Linked DNA regions of Homo sapiens: region 2 is linked to region 1. The links are chromatin loops, found by intact Hi-C in ENCODE. Cell type or tissue: PC-3. All regions are shown on one strand.

The links. Hi-C counts contacts between places; a loop is a spot of excess contacts. Peaks named below come from ENCODE experiments on the same cell type or tissue, not always from the same donor. Only the 100,000 strongest peaks of a DNase experiment are listed, where the experiment ranks them.
Region 2: it touches region 1 in a loop (7-fold over the local background); 3 of 110 quality-filtered maps call a loop at or near these places.

Annotation. Positions count from the first base shown.
Region 1 is chr4:71,452,815-71,460,814 of GRCh38, reverse strand. It overlaps SLC4A4 (solute carrier family 4 member 4), which reads right to left. Exons shown (of 26, transcript NM_001098484.3): 12 at 7,146-7,320. Among named protein-coding and RNA genes, the nearest start is that of SLC4A4, 270 kb to the right of the region's middle. In PC-3, no CTCF peak of the experiment used is centred here; a DNase peak (open chromatin) is centred at 3,794; H3K27ac peaks cover 618 bases.
Region 2 is chr4:71,379,079-71,387,078 of GRCh38, reverse strand. The region is part of intron 6 of SLC4A4 (solute carrier family 4 member 4); the gene reads right to left. Among named protein-coding and RNA genes, the nearest start is that of SLC4A4, 200 kb to the right of the region's middle. In PC-3, no CTCF peak of the experiment used is centred here; a DNase peak (open chromatin) is centred at 3,698; H3K27ac peaks cover 1,199 bases.

The DNA.
Region 1 (8,000 bases):
AGGGATTCAGTATGTTTTTAAGTCCCCCAAGTGATTCCCATGTGCCCCAAATGTGAGATGTACCTCCCCTTCTCCTTCAGAATATCAGTAACGATTGGTCACACAGACCATTCATCTACATTGGGGAAGGAGACTGGATATACAACCCTCATTTTTTTATTTCCCCTGTGTAGCTACAGCCAATAAATCAGTGATTTCTGTCCTGACAGATCACAGCTGCCAAATCCTTATTGCCACCCGCTCTGCCTAAAGTACTTTGTCGTCATAAGCAAGGATTTCTGTTTACAATGCCCAGCAGGAAATGAAAAAGAGGCAAGACTTGAAAGACGAATTATCTCCCTGCTTGAAGAAAAGTTTGAGCCAAAAATCTTACCAAGAGTTCCAAGTCTAATAGGCTGGATGAGCAAGACATGGAGGGCTTTCTAATATTTTTTTTGTTTGAAGAGCTGTGAATACGTATCTGGATCATCGGAAACATTAGGCCAGTATAACCTTACACAAAAACCAATTCCAGATGGATAAAAAATTTAAACGAAAACAGAAAAGAACTAAAATATGTGGGTAAATATTTCCTTTATCTTGGGGTAGGGAAAACCTCTCTAAATATATCATGAAAAGAAGAAACTATTAAAAAATTGACGATTTTGGCTACACAAAAATTAAGATCTATACAGCAAAAGAAATCATAAATAAGGTTAAAAGACATATGGTAACCCTAAGAAAAATATGTTTTGTAATATTTCTCACAAGCAAAGAGAAAATATCCTTATTATACAAAGAGTTCTCATAAGGCAATGAAAAAAACCCTAATGCCCCAAAAGGAAAATATACCAATGATACAAGTATAAAGAAGTATAGACAATCAATAAAAATGTAAAAGGAGATTCACCCTCACTAAGTAATCAAAGAAATTAGAATTAAACAAAAATGAACCATTATTTTTCAACCCACAGAACGACAAAAAATGAGAATATGGGACAAAATTCTGTTTTTACAAGGGTATAAGCAAGTGGACATCCTTGTCCGTTATTGGTAGACATATGAACTGGTATAGCCTTGTGTAGTGTATTTGAAACAAATATCAAAAAATAAAATGAGCACATCCTGCTATCATTCTGCTAGAAATTTGCCCTAGGAAGGTAATCACAGATAATAAACATGTAGTTAATCACCTACATTTTTTTGTTTATAAAAAACTGGGAAAAACTAAAAGTCCACTAAGAGGGGCTCTGTTATAGTAATAGCACATGCATCATGTGCATAAATATATGTGGTCATTAAAAATGATGTTAAATATTCATACTGAAGTGGAAAGACATCCATGAAATACTAAAGTTATGTAACAGCATCCTTTATGTCAATCTATCTGTATACACATGAATTTTAAGATGTATGGGAAAGTGTTCATGACAATGTTAATAATGATCAATTCTGGTTGATGGGTTTAAGGGCAAAATTACCTTCTACGTAATTTTTTTGGATTTTTGGAATTTTCTACAATACATAATTATATCTTATTCTCAAAACAGTTGCAAGTCAAACACAAAATAAGAATTAGAATTTAGCATCAGTTGAGACTCCCCACATCCCTGCCTAAATCACTATCATTTTCTGATCATCAAGGAAATAGGGTGACAAAGGTCTTTCAAATAAAAAAACCCACCAAATACACATTACTTAACCTCAATCAAACAGGATTTAATTCACAACTTGCCCATGAAGCAAAGCACATTATTTAAAGCTTCTTTAAAGAAGAAATAGCTAATAAGTTTTAAAGGCAACCAGGTAATGCAGAATCCTTATTTTGTCACTAAATATGTCTATTTATTTTTACCTACCAAAATTGTGTCATTCCAACAGACAATCTCTACCTAACTTTGAAACTGGAATATGTTGATAGTGTAGATTAACGTCACCTTATATTTTCACTTCAAGGAGGAAATGCATTTTGGTGCCAAAGTACAACACTCAGCTAAATTGAAATTCTTGTACAATTCTCAATATAGTAAAGCAATTACCAATTTGCTTTAATCTTGCTGTTATAAATTACACATAATAGGCTTTGTAAAGATTTGTCTATCTTATCAAGGAACATCACATGTAAATAAGAAATGATATAGTTCCAACTTAAGCAGATTGATTAAATATTCTCAGCACAGCTTTATGTTAAAATAAAGTCTCAAATTTGGAGATGGCAACTATAAATGTTCCTTATTATGAGACAAGTTCCCTTAAAATGTGCTCTGTTAAGCTCCATAAATATCACAAAATTCACAGAATCTAAAAATCTTACTGTATTCTTTTGCTAAAAGGTTTGTGAAAATAGGATTATATTTACTCCTGGAAAAAAATTAAAATTACTTTCTTCACTCAGTCTTCACTCTAGACTGTGCTTATTCATTCACAATCAACAATGTAGATTTAAATTAAAATACTTTTCTGTATCTCATAACACTAAAAGGAACAATTTTTTAAATAATATAAGACTTTTCACAAGGTATCAAAAATTATTCCTTATATAAGTATCTTGCCCATAGACTAAGTAATCCATAAATATGTGTTGATTTAATTTGCATAGGTTCCATTCAGACAGTACTTTGAATGAACAACCAATAGTAGTAATAAATTCTACTGAAATATATTTATATGCTGACATTTAACAATTTAATTAGAAGTAGCTACATGAATTAAGCAGTATACTTGTTTGGCAACCAAGAATATAAATGAATTGGCCCATCCATATGAATGGGTTCCACATCAGTGGATTCAACCAACTGCAGATCAAAAATAGGAAAAAATAAAAATAAAACATAACAATATAACAATAAATGCTAATACAAAATTTAAAATATAGTATAACGTATTTCATAGTATTTGCATTGTATTAGGCATTATAAGTAACCTAGAGATAATTTAAAGTATATGGATGTGCAAAGGTACTACATAAATAGTACTCCATTTTGTAAAAGAGATTTGCACATCGATGAATTTTGGTATCCATGGGAGGAAAGGGGGTCCTGGAACCAATCCTCTGCTGATATCGAGGAATGACTGCAATAATGTAGTGAGTTGGCATGCATGGTTACAGAGAGTTTAGTTATGAAGGGGACACGTTATTTAGGATGGTAAGGATGAAAAGCCTTTGTTTACCTGACAATATGGCAAGGAGACCAGAGTATTAATGTGGAACTTACTATAAGAAAAGGAAAATAAGAATGTCACATAATTCTCAGACTTCGGAAAGCTTATGTTCTAGTCCTCCATTGCTGTACCATAAAAAAAGGAAACAGTCACAAGCCAGGGTTGCATCTCAGATGAATGTAATGTCAACTCTTGGCTGAGTGGTTCAGTTACTCAAAGAAGCCGTAGCTAAAGTTTACTGCTGACATTTAACAAGAAATTTGTGAATACCCATTCTGTAAGTCCCAGAGTTCTCTCAGAGCAGCCTAATGGGCAAAATGTGTACGCCAAGCTAGTGAATTCATGCAATCATCTATGTCAGCATTATAACTGTATGATTGTACTTAGAGTCACTGTAGCCTCAACTGTTCTATTTTGAACATAATTTCATGGGAAATAATCTACATAGCTCCCAAAATAATCTGCTTCTAATTATATATGTGTATATATATGCTCTAACATAAATGCTTCAAACAGGCAAGACCTTCTGAACAGAAGCTGGCAGAAGAGTTTGCTTAGACAACAGCCATGCAGTGACTCATCTGTGTTTTCACAACACGTTTCTACCCAGCACCCATGTCTATTTGTAGCCTGACAATAAAGGCCCTATGTGAACCATCTCTGAGCTGTCTGCCTTTAAAAGCAAGGACACTGTTCTCAGTTGACTCATTTGAGCTGCCTGTGCTTTTGTGAATAACCCACTGCCACATTTATGAAGGCATGTGACATAACTGCAGATTATTTCAGGCTCTGCCAATGCTTTTCTGCTTAGTCTTGGTCTACTGTTTAGAAAAGCAAGTGAAGCCAGAGGACTTCATCCCCTAAATAAGCCCACTACACCCCACTACTGGTATCTCTTGGGGGTGACTGAAAAAGACTGTTTTCATCAATACCCTACACTATAACTGGGATTCAAAATTGGAATTCCTGTCTATTTTGCTCATCTATCTTTATCTCCAGCACTTAAAACAGTGTCAAACACATAGTAGACACTCCATAAATATTTGCAAGGAATGAATCAACTTCTGCCATAGACCTGTAAAATGACCTGGGCCTTAGCACCAAATTTACAAAATATTTCCTTATCCTGGTCCCAGGTCAAGAAGACTTCTCCTGCCAGAAAATCAAAAATTTTGTGCGGTAAAGTACATACCCTTTCAATCAAGAGATTATCTTCCACCTTAAATTCCACATTAAATCACCTTACTCCCTAGTCCTTAAAATATATAAAACTATTAATATTTGTTAAGTTTTGGTTCAACAAATTTAAATTCATAGTCATTAATTTTCTATGCCTCTTTTTCAGTGTTTTTGCCACTTACTGTAATTTCTAGATGTATCAAAATTGTATTCTAGGAGAAAGATATTGCCAATATGTTTCTTAAAGGAAAAAAGCTTTGGAAGAGAGTGAAAAACATGTTCTTCAGTATTTTCAAACAATCCATCCACAGTTTCAGTGAAATTATCAATGGAGGTTAAAAAATCTATTAATAAAATAATCAAATTACATCTGGAAAATTTCCCCATAAATTTGAAAGTCAGCTCTTAGGAGTCACATCCAGCAAATGGTTATTTTAGTGGACTACTTAACATCCTGAAGCACTGAAAGTATTTACGTTCCTCTTGAAATCTTTAGAACACAGAAAATAGCTAATTCCACCAGCAAGGCCTTTCCCAGGTCATATATCACATAGGAGAAAAATACCAATTAACTATGTATGTTACATAATAGAGTGCTCTACTTTCCCAAAACCTACTCATAAAGAAGTTCATCCATCTAGGAGGGATCAAAACAGATCTGAACAGACTTCTTCTCTACAGTCAGATGCAGCATTGTAAAGCCAAGTCTTATGAGGTTGCAAAGAATTACAATTCAATTCAAAAAAGGCAATAAACTAATACACATAGGCAATATTGCAATGTCCCCATCTCAATGAGAATGTCCATCAAAAAAAGTTTAAAAATTATCTGCACAACACAAGAAAGTCTCTATACATTCTGACAGACGGAAGACAGTTTTGTTCTTACCGCCCTCTCAAAATCACAGCTTTCTTCTATTTTCTTAACATGTGGTTGCCTGTATTAACTTCTTCAAGCTGGCCGTAGGGTGTTTCCCCAGTGCCATCTTCTCCATTTTTTTTCTTGAACGATCTGTTTTAGTTATCCTTACGCTGTCATTTAGATGAAGAATAGCTGCCCAACTTGGATATAGATCAAATTTTATAAAAATTCTATTACTGACATCACTACTACAATTTAATGTATTCAGTTTTGTCTTACAAATGAGGGAAAAGGAGAAAAACATGCTCTGTCTATTTCATCTCTATGTCCTATTAGAGTTGGTTCTCATAACCCATGCTGCAGATCTCTCACTGGTAACACAGAGGTATGTGTTCTTTGACCAGCACGATATTATTTCCTAAAATGTTAATCAGTTGCCAATATTTAAAAATCACTGGTTTCACTAAGAATCAGAATTTTCAGCCTCTCTTTGAAGATCAGAAAATGAAGCAATACTGCGTACACATTTATGTGGGAAAAAGCAAAGCTGAGTGGCAACTGCCTCTTTCTGATGGAGCATGAGCTCTTAGACGTCATCACAGTCCCCCCACTGTGAGAAAGCCCAAGTTAGCTATGTGGAGAAGTCGTGTGGAGAGTATCCAGACCCCAAATATTCTGGACATCCTAGCTTAGGCACCAACACATGAGTAAAGAAGCTGCTGCGTGACCTCAACCTCTGCTGCCATCTGACTGCAAGTGAATGAGGGACCAAAGAGAGAACCACTCAGCTGAGCCAACCCACCATCCAGCCATGAAAGAGAGTAATAAAATGGTTGTTTCAAGCCTCTAAGTTTTGGGGTAACATGCTATGCAGTACTAGATAAGAACTAAAAGATAAAACTGCACTTGACAAACTAAAATACAATTGTATAATTTCTCCCTTTTTACTTAGGTCAACATAGATGTTATAATCTCCATAGTATTTTTGTATTTAGACAAAAATCTAAAATATGCATGTGCCCAGGAAAGAAAACCAAAGTAGAAAAACAGCAATCCTATGGAATCAGCTGCATTTAAAAAAAAAATAAGCTGGCTGGCATCACTTATGAATACCACATAGGTTATACAATAATATATAGTAAAGTGGAAGGAAAAGTGTGAAAAGGGCTTCAATCTGGTCCTTTTCATAGGAATATAACTTCATTCACTACTCGTATTCATCACCTAGCACAATAGCTTTTCTGAAAAGGATTGGACCAACTAAAAGTAATTTGGGACATATTTTTCTGGTTGGTGGAGGGAATCAGACACATCTTTTCTATCACCAAAACTTTATTATTGTTGCAAAAGGAAGATAATGCTATCTGAGAAGTAACCAACTAATTGTGGTTACAATTAATCATACAAAATAAGTCAAGCCAGAGTCGTTACAGCTTAATGAGAATCAGGTCCACCTGCAGGAGATATAACTGTTAGCTTATATTCATTAAAACCAAATTATACTGGTAAACATGCAAACCCAACTTTGAGCAAATCGCTCAATGGTTGGAAGCTATTTGCTCATGTGTAAAATTAAGCTAATCATACATTCCCAAAGAAAGTGTAATCATCAAGTTTAACAGAATATGTTCCACATAGTCAAACTAGTAGAAGATCTAAACCTTGTGCACTGTACAAAATTAAAGCAGCTGATATGCTTTTGCCCAAATAGAATTGTATATCCTCATTTCCTTCCCTTCCTTTCCCTACTTGTGACTCAAGCCAGATTTCATCGAGCTATTTTTATAATTACTAAAATGCTGGAAATACAGCAGCAGGCCAGAAGCAAAGTAAAATGCAGCATCCAGCAAAAGAAAGAAAATCACGCTGAGTAACTGAAAGGCCATCTGCTTCTAACTGAGCTGTAGGGGTGAGGAAGGCAATCTGGGCTGTACTATTTGTGTCCTCCTCAAAACCATACCCACCTGCATGTTGTCAGTGGCATCCCCAAGCAGTCCTCCAAAAGTGATAGCATTAGTTACAGTTGCCAGATAAATGAAGAGAATTGCCGAAAGAGCTTGAATATTTAAAGCATCATAAAAATCACTGGCAAAAAATGGCGCTTTCCTCTTTATGTCTTTAATTAGTCCACCACAGAACCTGGGCAGAGAGAATGCAAACATCCACTAAATGTAAAGTAAATTACCATCAAATTAATCAAGAGGTAACTCATTAAATCAAACACAACATATTTAAAATGCTTGAATCAGTGACAAGATACTACTTAACCACTTACGATGAAACCAGAAAACTATAAAGGAATAAATTTTCTTCTATCTCTTTCTTTTTGGGTCACCAAATTAGGTGTCACATTTCCTGAAGATCAGCCAGTTGGTCTTTAGAAAAGAGTGAACTGTGTAAATACATTAAAATGTTTCATTGCCTAGAGAAAAACGTCCTAATATGCAAGCAGATCATATAAAGGCCCTTCATCATCTCGCCATAGTACCCTTTCCACCCTCATTCATTCATCCATTCACTCACTCATTTATTCATCATTCATTCTTTCATCTTCAATAAATGCTACTGAGCACCTGCGATATGCCCACACTCTGGCACTCTTCTGAGTGCTGAGGACATAACAGTGAACAACATGCATCAAAAAACCTCTGCTTTCATGGAGTTTACTCTGGGGATGAAAAGGAGGCAGACAATAAATGAATAAATGCAACACATAGTGATAAAAATCAAAAGAAAAATTAAATGGGAAAGAGCATTATGTAGTACTGGAAAAAAGGTGGTTGAAATTTTAGATAGAGTGGCCAGAAAAGGTCTCCAAG
Region 2 (8,000 bases), 74 kb after region 1:
AAAGTATAACACTACCCCATTGGGCAGAATACCCAGAAGCCAAAGCATTTACACTGCAGGGCTCTGCTCAAGAAGTATCCAGAAAAGACCAGGGCAATTAGCACAGGTGTTTGTATCTCACAGCAAAGTCTTCTGAATTCTTGAGCTTAGAGCACCCCTCAGAATTATGCCTCCTGCTTACATTAAAGCAAATATTCTTTTTTAAGTACAAATGTACAATTGAGCACCATCAGTGGTTTAAGAGAGGAAGTCAAAGACTAAAACCCATACCTTAAAGAAAAAAGCAGGCAAAAGAATTCCAAAAAAGAAATATCACTTAGAAAACTTGAAATAAAAGTTCTAATTAGTTTTTAGAGATTTAAGAAGATACTGTATCCACAAAACATGAAGAGACTGCTATGAAAAATAGAACAAGGAAAAGATTTTAGATTAGACCAATAATTACCTTAAAACCTATATGTATGAGATTATACATACAGCCAAAAAAAAGAAAAGAAAAAACCTCAATAAAACTGTTAGAAAATATTATAACAAGAATTTTCCAAAGAGCATGGGAAGAAGGGGCAAAGAGCCAGAAAACATAAGAGAATAGATAAGAGGTCCAGGAACCCCAATATCTGATTATTAGGAGTTCTACTAAGCCAGAACAAGGAAAATTGTAGAGAGAACATTATCAAAGAGAATATAATATCCCAGAACATTATCAAAGAGAATTCAAGAGTCCAAAGATAAAGGACATATTTCTTCAGATCACAAGGACACCCAGGGAAAAATAAAATAAACCAAAAAAAATTTAAAAATTCCTGTATGCAGATGAATCATTGTGAAATTTAATAACACTAAGGATGAAAATAAAAATCCAAAAGTGTTCTATCTAGAAAGGAAAAGCTACAAGAAACAGATTTTGGAATTCTCTTAAGCAAAACAGAATGGTAGAAGATAATGGGAACATGATTTCAAAGGACTGGAAGAAAATTGTCTTCAATAAAGAATTCTATATGCTTCCAAATCATCAATTGAGCATGAAAAAAATATATATAGAAAAGCTGGGGCCAAAAAAAAAAACTCCAAAAAATTTTAACCTTAATTTGTCCTTTTATACAAAGTTACTGACAGTGTGATAAGCAAAATGAGGGAATTAACTAAGAAAAAAAGAGATATATGGTCTCCAACGCAGGATGACAATGAAAGTCAATGCCAGAATGTCCACTGTGCAGTGATGTGGAAAGCAATCAGTCTCGTAAAGCAGGAGGGCAACATAGGGAAGAGAGGAGCTAACAGGAGGGGCGAATCTGCAAGGAGATATCAAGGGATTCCATAGGTGTATCAGTATCCTTGAGATATTGAAAGAGCTTAGGAATGTAGTAACAATAGGCAATTTTTAAAATGCAATCTAAAACTCCATATTTAAGAAAAACTACCCAAAAGAAAATGTACTTACAGTTCATTACACAGCTTTAGGGTAAACCATATTCATATAGTCATAATGATATAAATTCTATTCATGTATTTCTAACATTAGAACAAACTGATAGAGAAAGCACAAAATTTATAGATAAGAGACAAGAATATAAATCTAAAGGCTGGGCGTGATGGCTCACGCTTATAATCCCAGCACTTTCGGAGGCTGAGGTGGGCGGATTGCCTGAGGTCAGTAGTTCGAGAGCAGCCTGATCAACATGGAGAAACCCCGTCTCTATTAAAAATACAAAATTAGCCGGGTCGGATGGTGCATGCCTGTAATCCCAGGTACTCAGGAGGCTGAGGCAGGAGAATCACTTGAACCTGGGAGGCAGAGGTTGTGGTGAGCCGAGATCATGCCACTGCACTCCAGCCTGGGCAACAAGAGTGAAACTCTGTCTCAAAAAAAAAAAAAAAAAAAAAAAATATATATATATATATATATAAATCTAACCTATATTGACAATAAAAAGTACAAGCACCAATGACAGAAGTCTAGAAGGGAAGCAGCAAAAAGAGGGGCAGCAAAGAGTAGGGATGCTAACATTCTTTTTTTAGTTTTTCTTTTCTACTTTTTAAATTTTTTATTATTATACTTTTAAGTTCTGGGGTACATGTGCAGAACGTGCAGTTTTGTTACATAGGTATACACGTGCCATGGTGGTTTGCTGCACCCATCAAACTGTCACCTACATTAGGTATTTCTCCTAATGCTATCCCTCCCCTAACCCCCTACTCCCCAACAGGTCCCTGTGTGTGATGCTCCTACATCCTTTTTTCACAAGGTAAGAAGTCAAAAGACCCTGTCAATATTTGCTACAAAAATAGGTTTTTGTAGCAAATTATAAAAAATAGAGACATAGGTTTACTACTTAAAATTACAAATGCAATTAATAATGGATTAGAAATAATAATACAAATGTATTTGAAGGAAAAAGGTGTACAAATGAGGTAATTTTTTTTTTTTTTTTTTTTGGTGGGAGGGACGGAGTCTTGCTGTGCCGCCCAGGCTTGAGTGCAATGGCGTGATCTGGCCTCACTGCAACCTCCTGGGTTCAAGCCCCCTCCTCACTGCTCTAGATTTACAGCTCACAAAACATGACTTGGGAAAAGGCCATTCAATTGGCTTCCTCATGCAGTAAACTCCTCAGGTCTTGCTGACTGCACATTCATTTAAGTGATACACTCTTAGCAATCAATGACTATAGGACACCCACAACTCTAGCAGTAGCCTCCAGAAAAGAAGAGCACAAACACCTCTGGACCCATAATGCCTCTTTCACCCAAGTGACCCTGAAGACACTGTAGACCAAAGTGCTGTAAGTCTGAGAAAGAAGAGAGGTAGGGTACAACCTGTCCCATTGTGCACTTGCTCATATACTCATTTTCTCCCCCTTGGAGAGATTAATTACGCAATTCAGCTAAAGTGCCATCTAGGGTCCAAATGATGTGATAGCTTCAGGACCTCAAGTGATCCTAGAGTTACTCTGGAAAATTCTGTTCAGAGCTATGACAGCCACAGGATTTCCTTCTTATTGAAAAGCCCAAGCTGAACTGAGATGCTTGCAGCTCTTGGTTGATACTGTGCTACTCCTAAATTACATCAAGTTATCTAGTTCTAAGAAGTCTCATTGGTGAAGATATTTGGCTCTGCAACACAGACCTGCCTAACATTACCTGCTACAGGCATTATTTTTCTGACTGGAAGGCGACAGAGCGGGGGCAGTAGAGGAGAAGACAGCATGGTGGCTCACACGTCTCCTTTCTGGATGGGCCTAATGGATCCATAAAGACATATATAAAAAGAATTATGCCAATATGTTATTAATATCATGAAAAAAGACAAAATAAGAAAAGGTAGTAAAATGGAAATAAAAATATCTTATCAGGATGTCATAAGGATTAAGCAAGCAAACACATGTGGAAGTGTCTTGCTCAGCTGTTCAATAGATGTTAGTTTTCCTCTCTTTCCCTTTGCCCTGTAATCATGTGCATAAATCCCTCTGAACTCAAGATCCTTACGAAACAGTAAACTACATTTGCCATGGTGCGATCCCATATACTCACCATTTGTAATTTTCTAGTCTAAGAAAATGAGTTCAGAGAACTGAGAGGTTGCAGTTCTAATTCATATCCTGAGGTGGGGGTTGAAATCTTGAGCTGACTTAAGAAATAAGGAGTGAGACCTAAATGTAGTTGTTATTCATCATACAGAGGGTATGTGATGACTTTAGGCAAACCAATACAAGAGCTTCTAGGAAAAATGTTAGATGTCTCACTTACTGCATAGGTCATTAGTAATTATTTACTTAAGAAATCAATGCAGTAAGTACCTCGCTTACTTATGTATATACATCACGGATATAGAAAGTTCTTTAATGGTAATTTCTAATGTTCTCTTGAGGAAAGTATGGTCTTAGCTCATTCTAGTATCTGTCATTCTGATTTGAAGGCAATATATACTTTCCTATATTTACTACTAAAGCAGTGTGGAGAATGAATTCGGTAGGAAAAAAAGAGCAAGTGGTAAAATATATGAATCACCATGCAAAAAAAGCTGTGGGAATGCTTCACTGGGCCTAGTTATACTAGTTAAAGATTGCTTAAGCCAGTGGGCAAAGGTGCATTTAAAAAAATCCATTTTCTGCTGAACCAAGGTAAAGAGAAAAGCAAAGAATGAGAAAGAAATTCATATCAGAATCAGTATCAAAACTTTGGCTTCAGAAATTCCCCCAGTACAGCACTACTAGAACTTTCCCACAGTTGTACATTATCTCTGGACCAGGAACACAACACAGTGGAACAATGAGTTTAGATACCCCACAAGGTGGGTTCTCTGGAGACTGGGTATGTTGTAGATGTGGCTCATAGAATCACAGAGTTAAAGGGCAACTGGAACTCATCTAACCAACTTCTCATCCAAGCAGTTTCCCTCCTATAACATTATACATAGCCAGTCTCCTAATATCCATTTACATACTTTGAGTGACAGGAAGCCTGCCACTTAATGAAGTGATCCATTTCATTTTAATAAAGCTCATTTTTATGTGGTAAACTGTTTCAATATCCCAGGTAAGCAGTAGCATTTGCACAGACCAAGAAAAAGCGTGAGGATTGTGTTCAGAGTGCCAACCCAAGTACACAGATGCTCAGAAAAAGCTAGTTTTCACTTAAATATGTATAGCTTCTATTAGTCACCTTAGAAATAATGTATGTCTTCATATGTTCCCAGGCTTAGCTTAGAATGTTCATGACAAGGCCCTCATTGGTCCCTGCAGTCCTCATCCCTCCCAATAAAACTAGTGTACAAAGGTCCTTTGAAGAAAAAACCCTGCTTCCTCATATAAGAGGACTATATCCTCACCAACAGGCCTTCGCCAGCCTGAAACTGGGAAAACTAAAACTTCGATCACATCATTGATTTTTTTTTTTTGGAAAATCAATGAACTATAAAAATTACATTCACTCCTTAACCAAAAACATCAGGAGTCTCAATAAAATATCTTCTTCACTAAAATGATCACCCAAAGTCTACTTTCCTCTAAATATTTGTATTGAGGGAGCTCTCATGAACTAACTAAGCTGCCTTTTCTCCAGTTCCTTTAATCAACACTCCTATGGCCATGTCTAGATCTCTCACTACCTAACGACCTCCTCGACGGTCTCTACGTTCTCATTCTCCTCCTTCAGATGTGAACCACTCTCTCTACAAGCACTTCTCACTTTGTTCAGGATAAGCTCCACTTTATCCAGTAAACTAGTCCAGTTATCATAAACATCACTTGTTCCTTGGTTAAAAACAAACAAACAAACAAAAACAGTCTAGTGAGCCAAGATCACACCACCTCACTCCAGCCTGGGTGACACAGCGAGACGTGTCTCCAAAAAAAAAGGTCTAACTGGTAGCTCTCTAAGATAGGGACTGTGTCTGCCTTAATCATTGTAAATTCCCAGCACCTAGCTGAGTAGTGAGCAAAGAATAGTACTCAAAAATATTTAAATGAATGAATGAATTGATGATCTGAATGAATTAGTATACTCCCCAAAACTCTACCCCTATAACTGGGTATGATAAAATTATCGCCACTAAAGGGAGAAGGAATCTTCCCAATCTGAGGTTACGATAATCACTGTTACTGAAGACAACAGTCACAGCTCTCTTGGTCATTATTATAATAATAACAAATATAACCTGAGCCACTATCTGGGTAAGAGGAAGTGCCACTTTCTTACAGGCTCTAGACACTTCCCTAGAAACTCAGACAAAAATTATTCAAAGGTGCTCTCAGGAAAATGGAGAAATAATTCAACCTTGAAACCTACAGCAATTCCCAAAATCAAGACCCTAGCTTAAATGTGTGCTAGAAGAATCGATTTTTAAAGCAAGACATTTACAGATGGAAAAGCTTGTCATTATAGTTGAATTGATCCTGTTCTTCATCCTCGAAAAGGATGCTGAATCTCTGCTACATTCACCTAGTAAGACTGCACTTCGATTTGTAACCATGGTTACTGCTTGCATCACAGTGAATGGCTCTTTCTGAGGCAAAAGCTGATCACAGCCCATAATAGTAAGTGTGCTCCAGCTGTTTCCTGGGATTGATAAGAATGGGTCTCAGAAAACAGAACCATTGCAGAAAATTACACTTCAGAATGCCGACTTGTTGTCCTTCATTGAGAAACACCAGGCATTTCATTTTCTGACTTGAAACAGTAAAATACTGACTCATCAGTGTCTACACTTCTTATGAGCAGACAAGAGCAGCATCTGTGGCTGGAAGTAAGGAAACCTGAGAGTAGAGAGAACAAGAAGCAGAGGGAGGAATAGCAAGGAAATGTGCCATCTGGAGTCTAAACCCCCAAGTTCAAACCCTGTTCCCCCCAACTAACTGAGTGACCTCAAACACTCCGTGTCAGATAGGCTAGATTACAGTAGAACAATCTTTGATTCTCATGGCTTAAAACACCAGTGATTTATTTCTTACTCATGATAATAACCATTGTGGATTGGCTGGGGGTTGGTTCTGCATTTATGTCCTCAGGCCAGGACCCAGATGCATGGAGCAGCCATTCTCTTTAAAGCTTTCCTGGGAAATGACCTCTATTACTCCTGCTCACATTTCCTTGGCCAAAGAAAGTCATGAGCTCACACCTAACTTCAAGTGGGTTGAAGACGTAGGGTCCTCATACCTGCCCAGAAAGAGACAGACCTGGAATATTGGTGAATAGCCCTAATGACTACCATAAATACTTAACTTCACTGAGCCTCAGTTCCTTCATCTGTAATAAGGAGTGAGTGATGCTTACTTCAGAGAAATGTTTTGTGGGAACTGGTGTAATAAATGATAGCTGGAGTAGTCATAGTTGCCCTGTTTGTGATATCTCAGTCATGGATAGAATGATCTAGACAGTAAGAAACGAAGGCCCTAACCAAAGAATCTAATTCTCAAATTCTACTACTATCAGCAGCCACAGAAAAGCAGCAGAGCTTCCCTCATGTCACTGTGTCTGGTCAGTTTTTTGGGCGATATGAAGACTAAAATCTGATCAATTTAGAAAAATCATTCCTGCTCTAGGTTTACGTTACCTCATCTTTTCTCTCCCTTTCAGGTTAAGTGTCCATTTAGTCAACAAATATTTATGAAGTGTCTGTGTATCAGGCCCTATGTTAGACCCTGGATGAGGAACAAATCAGTTTCTTCAAAAAAGCCCCAATCTATGCAAGAGGAATCACAATTTGTGGCCCAGTAACAGCTCCACATATCACCATCACCACCACCAGAAAAAAAAAACTAATTCATACAAATAAAGAAATCTAGATGAATTTGAGAAATTCGTCATCGTTCCCTCCAAACTCTGTTTTGTCCAATAGTCAAAAACAAAAATGGAACCACCTTATTGTTCAGAATGTTTGTCTAAGCGTGTGACATTATGTTTGGCACCAAGAATACAAAACTGAATGGGTTCTGCTCAAGCTCTTTAGATACTTTGCCAATGATGAAGGAAACATATTTGTATTATTGTATAATGATAAGTCAATGGGGGAAGGGGGTTGGGGTTATGAGAGCACAAATAAGGGAGAGTTATTTGTGCAGTGCGATGGGAGGAGGAGGAGATGATGAGAGTTATGAAAAAAGTCTCCTGCGGGACATAAGAGCTTTAGGGATAGGTTAAATTTAGTCACATCAAGAGGGGGCAATTGGAACAGCATGAATAAGTGATAGAGAGATTGCAAGGCATGGGATCTAAGTATATAGAAATCTAAATTACAAGAGCTTGTAGTACAAGAGTGGGAATGGCAAGAGATGATTAGGGCGTTAGGCAGAGACCAAGTTCAAAAGCATTCCACAGGCTAGAGAACTCAGGCTTGACATTATAAGTATTAGCCAGGCTAGGGAACATGAACCTGAGTTTAAAAATGATAGAGAGTCATCACTAAAGGTTTTTGAGCAGAGGGAGTGATGTGTGGCGTTCATAACGTAGATCCTTCTGGCAGTTGTGAAAGATGGATTTTAAGAAGTCAGAGTGAAGGCGTGGAA